Linked DNA regions of Homo sapiens: region 1 is linked to region 2. Evidence: chromatin contacts called from ENCODE Hi-C or POLR2A ChIA-PET data. All regions are on one chromosome and are shown on one strand. The core of a region is the stretch at or near the end of the contact, and the rest is flanking DNA. Distances in the headings are between cores, read along the strand shown.

Evidence for each region. Hi-C counts contacts between places; a loop is a spot of excess contacts on that map. ChIA-PET counts read pairs that join two places held with the same protein, here RNA polymerase II (POLR2A). Pooled maps may share reads with other maps.
Region 1: a loop to region 2 is called in a pooled map, with 2.0 times the contacts of the local background. The contact joins two enhancer-like sites. A Hi-C loop is called at or near these places in 1 of 37 single-sample maps with no recorded cell type and 8 of 50 pooled maps. POLR2A ChIA-PET finds 5 or more read pairs at or near these places in 5 of 52 experiments (GM12878, H1, HepG2 and 2 more).

What each region holds. Positions count from the first base shown.
Region 1 is chr14:55,211,411-55,216,712 of GRCh38, forward strand. LOC107984708 (a long non-coding RNA gene) reads left to right here. Exons shown (of 3, transcript XR_001750768.2): 3 at 5,071-5,302. Among named protein-coding and RNA genes, the nearest start is that of DLGAP5, 22 kb to the left of the region's middle. Within about 2 kb of position 1,846, at least 2 of the 41 ENCODE cell types and tissues checked have a DNase peak (open chromatin) inside an H3K27ac peak, as active enhancers do.
Region 2 is chr14:55,096,444-55,102,297 of GRCh38, forward strand. All of the region lies in intron 1 of LOC124903318 (a long non-coding RNA gene), which reads right to left. Among named protein-coding and RNA genes, the nearest start is that of LGALS3, 30 kb to the right of the region's middle. RefSeq lists an enhancer at 2,261-2,360. Within about 2 kb of position 2,053, at least 18 of the 41 ENCODE cell types and tissues checked have a DNase peak (open chromatin) inside an H3K27ac peak, as active enhancers do.

The sequences.
Region 1 (5,302 bases), core at 596-3,095, 110 kb after region 2:
AAGATTTGAATAAACTAGTTGCATGTAATTTTATTCTTTCTTTCTTTCTTTCTTTCTTTCTTTCTTTCTTTCTTTCTTTCTTTCTTTCTTTCTTTCTCTTTCCTCCTTTCTTCCTTTCTTTCTCCCTTTTATTTTTTTCGGGGTTTTGCCATGTTGCCCAGGCTGATCTTGAACTCCTGAGCTCGGGCAATCCACCTACCTTGGCCTCCCAGAGTGATGGGGCTACAGGCATGAGCGAGCCCATCAGGCCTATTCTCATGCTTTCTATACATTACCAGCCTCAAGACATTTTACAGCTAGTGGCTAATAATACTTGAAATATCTGCCAACCTAAAATGCAAGGAAAATTAACATAGGCTGTTGTATAGTAGACCATGACATATAAATGGAGATGCAAACCCAGTGCTGAAGCTGTGTCTAAAACAGAATAATAAGATACTCCTGGATTTCTGAAGCTATTTAACTACCCCATTCTCTTCACAAAGCAGAAAGGAAAATAACACTGACAGATGGTACCCAGTGCTACAAAAGACAACAATACTGTCTATTCTAAACAGATACAAAGTAGTGATTTCACGTTTTAAAAAAGACACCAAGAACAGTTTTCACCATTGCTTTTGACCAACTCCTTCTTATCTGCCCTTCAGATAAGGACCCCTTTTATCTGCCCTTCAGAGTGATACCCAAATTCCAGCTCATGGAAAGCCGGTAGTAATCTGGACTCCATCTTCCTCTGAAGCTTTATTTCCTAGTAGTTACTCTCCTGTTGGCCATGTTCTAACCACATTGAGCTTCTTTCTGTCTGCTTATGGACAAGTCAAGTTTCCATTCCCCATACCTTTCTCATGATGTTCATTCTACTTGAAGAGTCATTCCTCCCTCTTGTTGCCTTACACACACTTACTCTTTTTCAAGACTGAATCCGAATAATATCTTTTTGGGGAAAGTCTTACACAAAGAATCAACATTGACCTTTCCAATGTTTAAGAAATATGTTGTGCCTTTATTACCATTGGATTGTGCCATATTTCAGAGATTAAAGTTGGCCTGCTGGGCTTGAACACCATGACTTTTACAAAAATCCTGTGTTTAAATAAAATTCATATTGATGTAGGATTTTTTACTCCTTAGCTCAGCTAGATCCGAGTTATTGTCTCATGACCAGGAAAAATTAGGCACGGGAACATCAAAGAGTGAGTGGAATAGAATTTATTAAGCGAAAAGGAATGATCTCAGCAAAAAGAGCGGTCCTGAAAGCAGGTTGCTGGTTGTCTTCCTTCATAGTTGAACACAAGGGCTTCTATATCCGCTGATGGGGCTGGGTTCCCTATTTGCATAGGGCATCAATTCTTGGTTGGCTCCACCCCATCTTTCCAGTGCGCGTGCGGGTCCTTAGTCTGAGCCACTCCACATTGATTTATTTCCTTACTGCGCATGTGTTAAGGGACGGAATTTTTCATTGCGGGCATGTTTGGGCAAGCCTTCTGTGCACAATGAGCTTGGCGGGTCGGGGGTTCTCCAGGGACCCTCCCCTATCTGCCTAGGAGAGTTCTCTGCCTCCTGCCTCTATCAGTATTCTCATGTCAATGCCAGGCTGCAATCATTTTTTTCTTTATATGCTAAATATACAAGTAGAAAATTATAGAATCAATTTAACTGTAAACATGTAATGTCATTATGTACATGATCTTAAATTATCCTTTTGGAAGATAAGTCTTTTTCTTTTTTAGTAGAAATATTAGGTCCTCTGTTTTCATTGTTAACCACATCAGAATCTGTATTATTACTTTTTATTTTGGAAATCAATTGCAGTACAGCAGGCTTACCATATGGTGGCACCCAAAAGCCCAGAAACCAACATCATGCGGCCCAGTATTAGACATGTGTTCAAAAATGTAGGCAGTCAGCTTTCTAGTAGGTAGCAACAGGAAATAAAGCGTCGTAAGACAGTCATCTTAAGAGGGTGCTGGAAATGTTCTACATTTTTATCTGGGTGGTGATTACATAGGTGTATATGTAAAAATTCATAAAGCTGTATTTTTATTTGTTCATTTTATTATTTGTATGTTGCACAACAATAAAAAAATTTAGGCTGGGCACAGTGGTTCACTCCTGCAATCCCAGCACTTTGGGAGGCCGAAGCGGGCGGATCACTTGAGTCAGGAGTTTGAGACCAGCCTGGCCAACATGGTGAAACCCCGTCTCCACTAAAAATACAAAAATTAGCCGGACGTGGTGGCGCGTGCCTGTAATCCCAGCTAGTCAGTAGGCTGAGGCACTAGGATCGCTTGAACCCGGGAGGCAGAGGTTGCAGTGAGCCGAGATCATGCCATTGCAGTCCAGCCTGGGCGACAGAGCAAGACTCTGTCTCAAAAAAAAAAAAAAAAAAAAAAAAAAAAATTAAATGACTATAAATGAGAACCATTTTATATAAGCCATCTTAAATTTTTCCCTATTAATGAAAACAATAACAACAGATTTTAGAGAGTACTAAATATTAGCAATTTTCCTGCATAGTATGAAACTATTTTATGATAGTTATTTTATTATTTTATTTTTTCTTTTATTATTCCCATTTTACACATGATATAGTTATTTGGGCTCATTTCTATACATTTAAAACATTAAAAAATTGTCAGTTTAAGTTAAAACTGTACCATCAGCGCATAACAGTACAATGGATGAATAAATTATGGGCACAATCACATATTGGAACATTTTTATACAAAAGAAGAATTAAAGAACCACAGCTGCATGCATTGACATGGATAAACTGCCAGGCACGGTAGCCCATGCATGTAATCCCAACACTTTGGGTGGCTGAGGTGGGAGGATTGCTTGAGCCCAGGAGTTTAAGACCACCCTGGGCAACCTAGTGAGACCCTGTCTCTAAAAAAAAAAAAAAAAATTAGCCAGGTGTGGTGGCATGTGCCTGTGGTTCCAGCTACTCTGCAGGTTGAGATAGTAGGATCACTTGAGCCTGGGAGGTTGAGGCTGCAGTAAGCGGTAATCATACTGCAGTACTCCAGCCTGCGCAACAGAGTGAAACCACGTCTCAAAAAAAAAGGACACGTTTTATAAACACAGTGTTGGGTGAAAGAAACAAGTCACAAAGATCACTTACATAGAAACTTTTGTATAAAGTTCAAAAATAGTCAAAATGAACTATATTGTTTATGGATGCATATATAGGTGGCAAGCCTAAAGAAACACCAGACAGAATGATTATCATAAAAGTCAGGATAGTGGTTACCCCTTAAGGGGAAGGAGAATGATGCCATCCGAGGAGAGGAACACAGATGGCTTCTAAGGTACTCGCATAGTCCTTCTATTGCTATATTTCTGGCCTGGCGCGGTGGCTCATGCCTGTAATCCCAGTACTTTGGGAGGCCAAGGCAGGTGGATCACAAGGTCAGGAGTTCGAGAACAGCCTGGCCAATATGGTGAAACCCCGTCTCTACTAAATATACAAAAATTAGCTGGGCATGGTAGTACATGCCTGTAGTCCCAGCTACTTGGGAGGCTGAGGCAGAAGAATCGCTTGAACTGAGGAGGCGGAGGTTGCAGTGAGCCGAGATCATGCCACTGCACTCCAGCCTGGGTGACAGAGTGAGACTCTGTCTCAAAAAAAAAAAAATAAAAATAAAATAAAATAAAAATATACATATTTCTTAACTTGAGTGGTGGTTACACGGGGTCTTACTTTATAATTGCTCTTTAAGTATAAAAGAGGCAGATCTAAAAGTAAAATTCCAACAGTCAGGTATTTTGTAGTCTGGAAAGTCCGTGGTATTACCCTTTAGCCAACTAAAAATTGTCATAGGCCCTTAGAATTATGTGTAAGGTTGCCAGATTTAGCAAATAAAAATACAGAACTACAGTTAATAAATATTCAGGGTTGTGAGTTGAATGTTAACTTCAGATAAAGAACAAGTTTCTAGTATAAGCATATCCTCATGCAATATCTGAGACATACTTATAATAAAAAACAAATCATTGTTTACCTGAAATTCACATGTTACTGGGCATCCTGTATTTTATCTGGTGACCCTAGTTATATGGCAAGTTGCACAAGCAGAAGCAGTTCATGGTGGCCCAGTGTAAGGAGTACCCAGAGGAGGCTCAGGGAAAGGGAAGAGAAGGAAGAAAAATCTTTAAGTAAATTAGCCTGACCCTAAGTTCCTATCTGAATAATTGTGTAAATGAATTTGCTGGCCAGGTGTGGTGGCTCATGCCTGTAATCCCAGCACTTTGAGAGGCCGAGGCAGGCAGATCACCTGAGGTCAGGAGTTCGAGACCAGCCTGACCAACATGGAGAAACCCTGTCTCTACTAAAATACAAAATTAGCAGGGTGTGGTGGCGCATGGCTGTAATCCCAGCTACTTGGGAGGCTGAGGTAGAAGAATCGCTTGAACTCGGGGGGCGGAGGTTGCGGTGAGCTGAGATTGTGCCATTGCGCTCCAGCCTGGGCAACAACAGCGAAACTTCATCTCAAAAAAAAAAAAAAAAAAGAATTTGCTGAGTTCAACCATTATTGCAGTAGTTCATAGTAATGAATCTCCATGATGCATTGAATAATTTATATCAACAAAAAGCAAATGTTTGAAAGAGCCATCAGTGTTTCTCCTTAAAAAAAAACTCTCTCACTGCATCAGCCTCTCTTCTATTTACTTTGGATGAAGATATTGTAGATGATAGTCTTGATGATACTTTTCTATAACTAATTTTTTTTGTAATTTGTAGCCAATGCTTAGAAGTGAAGTTGCAAGGTAGGTTGTTTTGTTTTTCTTCTGCTAATACATGTATTCTCCTGATCATGTACCAGGAACTGACTTAGGCCCAAAGGACAGGATAATGTATGATACCGACACAGTCCCTTCCTATGGAGCTCAGAATCTAGGCCCTAGAAGACTGTAACGTGTGTGTGTGTGTGTGTGTGTGTGTGTGTGTGTGTGTGTGATGCACTTGGTAAAGCATTATCTAGCAACAGTGAATATCTGTTGTTTGTTGCATAGCATCCCACCTTCTTTTGGGAAACCATCCAGACTCCATTCTGTTATTTGGTTTAGGTGAAATTGACCACAAATCAATCACTACCATTGATGAAGATTGATTCAAGAATGGTCGTATAATCCAGTAAGAACTGATGAATGCCTGAGAGCCAATAAATAAAGACTTCTGGAAAAGAGAGGCATTCATTCTTGCCTTTGAGCTTTGCAAGGTGGTAAAGCTTGGTAATAGTCGCCATATAGCTAACTTGAGTGGAGCCATCAAGGTAACCAAGGCTGTCAGACACCCCCA
Region 2 (5,854 bases), core at 803-3,302:
TAAGCATGCTTAGACTTCATCCCAGTCTAATAATCTAATTAAGCCAAAACTCAGGGAGTAGGGGCTGGTCATTCGTATTTATTATTTATTTATTTATTTTTTATTTTATGTTTTTGAGATGGAGTCTCACTCTGTTGCCCAGGCTGGAGTGCAATGGCATGATCTCAGCACATTGCAACCTCCGCCTCCCAGGTTCAAGCAATTCTCATGCCTCAGCCTCCAGAGTAGCCGGGATTACAGGTGCCCACCACCATGCCAGGCTAATTTATTTTGTATTTTTAGTAGAGGTGGGGTTTCACCATGTTGGCCAGCTGGTCTCGAACTCCTGACCTCAAGTAATCTGCCTGCCTCGGCCTCCTAAAGTGCTGGGATTACAGGCGTGAGCCACCGCACCCAGCCCTATTTGTTTTTTAAAAATTTGTTTTAACACAGCAAAATTTCATCATGAAATGTTGGTAGTTTTTAAAGTTCCCCAGATGATTCTAATTGAAGCCAAGATTGCGAGACAACCATTAGCCTTGGATCCAAATAAGAACCTCCCCCACAAGTTCAGCTGTGGCCCAGTCTAGATTGTTTGGGTGGAGTTCTAAGTGGGGTATTAAATGGTCTCTTTCCCTAGACTTGTCACCTGCACATACCTCTCAAGGAGTAGTGGGGCCAGTGGTGGCCCCAGTAGGAGGCTAATCGTAAATTTGGGATCACGGCCCGAATAGTTATACATCTTACCACAGCCAGCGGCAGGTAGACTCATTAGGAAGTAGGTGTTAAAATAATCTAGGTAAAAGTCAGTGAGGGCTCGACCAGGGTCAGGGCAGCAGAGGAAGGCAGGCAGAGGCAGAACCCGCACCACTGAGCAGCTGAGGAAATCTAGGATCTACAGAGTTGGAACCAAATTCCGGAATGAATCTGGCCTGTTGTGGAGGGGATCCCAGCCCTACAGAGGCCCTGGTTGCCTGCCCGCTAGTATCTGCACAGTCTTGCTAGAGGGGATAAAAGCAGAAAGCTTAGAGGGTTTGCACTAGGAGATCCTGGCAAGAGATGCTGGTGTCTACAGGGCTCTTTAGAAGAAGGTGCTACAGCCAATTTGCTGTTGGACCAAAGGAAACAAACTAAAATTGAATAGGAAAGAGAAGAGTCAGGAGAGCAAAAGAGGTCCATCAGAAAAAGATAATGATCCCTTTATGGCCCAACATTCTGTGACCTCAGGGAAGAGTGACACAGGTGATGTGGCACTACTGGTGAGGCAGCAAGGAGCCCCCTGCTCATCAAAGTCCTTCTCCCCCCAGCTCCCTATTGCCTGTAATTCCACTATTGGGTCAATTCTATTTGGATTAATAAGCATCGCTCATTCATTATTGTCATCTGCTAAAACACAGATTCCTGAAAGGACTAACAATTTGATTAGCAACAATTTAGTGGAATTGGTTTATGATGTATTCAGCCAGTGTGAGTGCCTACTCACTAGGAAGTCAGATACAATAGAAACAAGAACTTGTCAAGGTGACTAAGAAGACTCGATTCAATTCAGAAGTATCTACTAGACATTTCCTGGTCACCTGACAAGGTAGGAAAACAGAAAAATGCATGATACTGTCACCTCCCTCAAGGAGCTTTTAGCCTTGTTGGGAGGAATTCAAGCACACCAAAGCCACAGACAGAACAAGCAACTGCTTATTAAACTGTTAACATAGTCAAGGGCCAACATGAAGAGCAGAGCTAAATGCCTTCATGTCAAAGAGCCTTTTCAGAAGCTCTCATGATTGAATCACACTGACCCTTTTCATTAGGGAGCCTGGAAAATAAGCTATTACAACCCCACTGTTATCGAAATATTAACCTGGGTGTAACTTCCTGGTTCTAAGGAACCATAGTTTCTACCCTGCACCAGAAGTCTTGCCTTTGCACTACTGAGAGTCATTAATAAGCGTTTCAGTGTGTGTAGGAGCCCACCTACCTTCTCTCTTTGTCCTCCCAACTCTGGCCATGTGCCACATCTTCTGGGTTGGCTGAGTAGTTTCACATTTACTAATCACCCACAAGACACATGGTTCCTGTCTATCTCAGTCATGCTCACAAGGAACCCTCGTGAGGAAACCTCACAAGCTCCTGTCTCGGGCTGTCACTGGAAGACAGGACTGTAACCATCAAGAAATTGGAAAAAAAGAAGCAAGATTTAGGCAGGGCATGGTGACTAGTGCCTGTAACCCCAGCACTTTGGGAAGCTGAGGCAGGAAGGATTGCTTGAGTCTAGAAGTTCGAGACCAGCCTGGGCAACATAGCATGAACCCATCTCTACCAAAAAAAAAAAAGAAAGAAAGAAAGAAGGAAGCAGCAGCAGAAGAAGCAGAAAAAGAAACAGAAGAAGAAGCAGAAGAAGAAGTGGAAGAAGCAGCAGAAGCAGAAGAAAGGAAAGAAGTATGGGCCAGGTGTGATGGCTCATGTCTGTAGTCCCAGCACTTTGAGAGGCCAAGGCAGGTATATTGCTTAAGCCTAGGAGTTTGAAACCAGTCTGGGCAACATGGTGAAACCCCACCTTTACAAAAATTACAAAAATTACAAAAATTAGCCAGGTATGGTGGTGTGCTCCTGTAGTCCTCGCTACTCTGGAGGCTGAGGTGAGAGGATCACTTGAACTTGGAAGGTGGTGGCTGCAGTGAGCCATGGTCAACCACTACACCCCAGCCTGGGCACAGAATGAGACCTTGTGTCAAAAAAAAACAAAACAAAACAAAACAAAAAAACAAAAAAAAAAACTATAAGTCACAAGGGTGTATCTATTTATAAAAAATTGTTGAATTGTATACTTAGGACTTGTGCATTTCTATATATATAAATTTTACCTTTAAAAATGTGAGCAGGCCAGGCACGATGGCTCATGCCTGTAGTCCCAGAGCTTTGGTAGGCCAAGGCAGGCGGATCACCTGAGGTCAGGAGTTTGAGACCAGCCTAGCCAACATGGTGAAACCCCATCTCTACTAAAAATACAAAAAATTAGCAGGGCGTGGTGGCAGGCACCTGTAGTCCCAGCTACTCGGGAAGCTGAGGCAGGAGAATTGCTTGAACCCAGGAGGCAGAGGTTGTGGTGAGCCAAGATCACACCATTGCACTCCAGCCTGGGCGACAAGAGCGAGACTTTGTCTCAAAAAAAAAAAAAAAAAAAAAAGGTTAGCAAATTGAACTCTGGTTAGGTTTACTTTTAGCAGTGCTATGGACTAGCAATTCTGAAACTACATTCTGTGTATTCTTGAGCTTAAGTCTAAGGGGAACCAGATTTTTCACTGTTGGGGAAAGAAGTTACAAATATGGAAAGTTTATTACATTGGAACTGGAGTTAATCAGTAGGAATTCATATTTTCTAATATACATCTATGTCTCTATAGCTATTTCTGTGTGTATATATGTGTGTGTATAATCTATTGCCTAATCCTGTCTGCTGACAGGGCCTACAAGCAACGACACACCAATAGGAATGAGCATGTAAGCACCCAGGTCTTGGTTTCTAAATATCATGCTTCACTAAAGGAACCAGGGATCCTTGAGAAATGGTTTATTCCAAAGCTGGAGCAGGAAAAGCTGGAGAGGATTAGCCTGAAACATCTTGTGCCAAAATGTAAGGAAGTGCTCCAAGAAAAATGGGATGTTGTAAGGACTCAGAAGCCAGTTTGGAGAGACTCCTAACTGGCCGAATCTGAAACAATTTAAGTATCAAAATAAATAATATTTGTAATGGGCCTTATCCCGTTGAATAAAATAAGAATCCATATAGATATAAATAAATAAATGCATTTTTTTAAATGGGAGGGGAAATCTCTCTTTTTAAATTTTCTTTTTTTTTTTTTTTTTTGAGACAAGGTCTCATTCTGTTGCCCAGGTTGGAGTGTAGTGGCACAATCATAGCTCACTGCAGCATTGGTCTCCTGGGCTCAAGTGTTCCTCCCACCTTAGCCTCCCGAATAGCTGGGACTACAGGCATGTACCATCATGCTTGGCTAATTTTTGTTTTAAATTATTTGTAGAGACAGGGTCTCACTATGTTGCCCAGGCTGGTCTCAACCTCTTGAACTCAAGTGATCCTCTTGCCTTGGCCTCTCAAGGTGCTAGAATTACAGGTGTGAGCCGCTATGCCTGGCGGAAATCTCGTCATTACAGTAGAATGCCAACTAATAAATATAGAAGGAATGACGAAGGGAGAAAATCATCAATGAATGCTAAAACTGGTGAGTACATGTTTGATAAGAAATAGGATAATTATACAGTTGCAAAGTATGCTGCCACAAATTACTTATTTGTTACAAAGGAAAAATAATAACTCCACAGTAGCAGACACCACTTTAATCAAGTCATCAAACTTTACGTCACTATATTGGCATAAACCAATATCCAATATCCAATATCATGTGCCTTCCAGTAAGATGCTTGGAGAAGGAAAATAAACAGACCTGGCAACAAAATGCTGTTGTGTGATCTTGGACACAGGAAAAACAAGTAAAAGCCTTGTTAGGGCAATGGATGAGATAGATAGTAGTACTGTATTAATACTTAATTTCCTGATTGTGTTAACTGTACCATGTAAGAAAATGTAAGGGAATATAAGAGAGTGTCTTTGTTCTTGGAAAATGCACACTGAAGGCCAAAGTGGGAGGATTGTCTAAGGCCAGGAGTTTGAGACCAGCTTGGGCAATATAATGAGACCCCATTTCTGGAAAAAATATGTAAAACTTTACCAGGCACGGTGGCAAGTGCCTGTAGTTCCAGCTACTTGGGAGGCAGAGGCAGGAGGATCACTTGAGCCCAGGAGTTTGAGGTTACAGTAAGCTAGGATTGTGTTATTACACTCCAGCCTGTGGGACAGAGTGAGACCCTGTCCCAGCACCCCCCATTTTTTTTTTTAGAGACAGGGTCTCTACAAAACAATAGAAGGAATTCCTATAATCCTTTATCCAGAGTCACTGATGGTTTGCATTTTTGTCTTTTTTGTCCCAGCACTTTGGGAGGCTGAGGAGGGTGGGTCACGAGGTCAGGTGATCGAGACCACCCTGGCTAACACGGTGAAACCCCATCTCTACTAAAAATACAAAAAATTAGCCGGGTGTGGTGGCACCTGCCTGTAATCCCAGCTACTCGGGAGGCTGAGGCAGGAGAATCACCCGAACCCAGGAAGCAGAGGTTGCAGTGAGCCGAGATTGTGCCACTGCACTCCAGCCTGGGCAACAGAGTGAGACTCCATCTCAAAAAAAAAGAAAAAAAAAAAGCACACTGAAGTTTTCAAGTTACTTTTTATTTTTTTTGAGACAGGTCTCGCTCTGTTGCCCAGGCTGGAGTATAGTGGCACGATCATGGCTCACTCTGCAACGCAACCTCAACCTCCTGGGCCTAAGTGATCCTCCCACCTCAGCCTCCTGAATAGCTGGGACCGCAGGCACATGCCACCACGTCCAGCTAACTTTTTTATTTTGGGTGGAGACAGGGGTCTCCCTATGTTGCCCAGGCTGGTCTCAAACTCATGACCTCAAGCAATCCTCCTGCCTTGGCCTCCCAAAGTGCTGCAATTACAGCCATGAGCCACTGTGCTCAACCAACAATTTACTCTTAAATGTTGCTATATATACATATATATATCACACATACATATTTATGGATAGAGAATGTTAAGACAAAAATGGAAACCATCAGTGACTCTGGATAAAGGATTGTAGGAATTCCTTCCATTGTTCTTGTAATTTTTCTGCAACATTGAAATTATATCAGATTAAAAGGCCCTCCTCCAACAAAGCAAACAAACCTATGAGTGTGGCCAGGAATCAGGCAACACTTTGGCAAGAGCAACCGGGAGGCCTGTGCTTCCTGCTGGGGC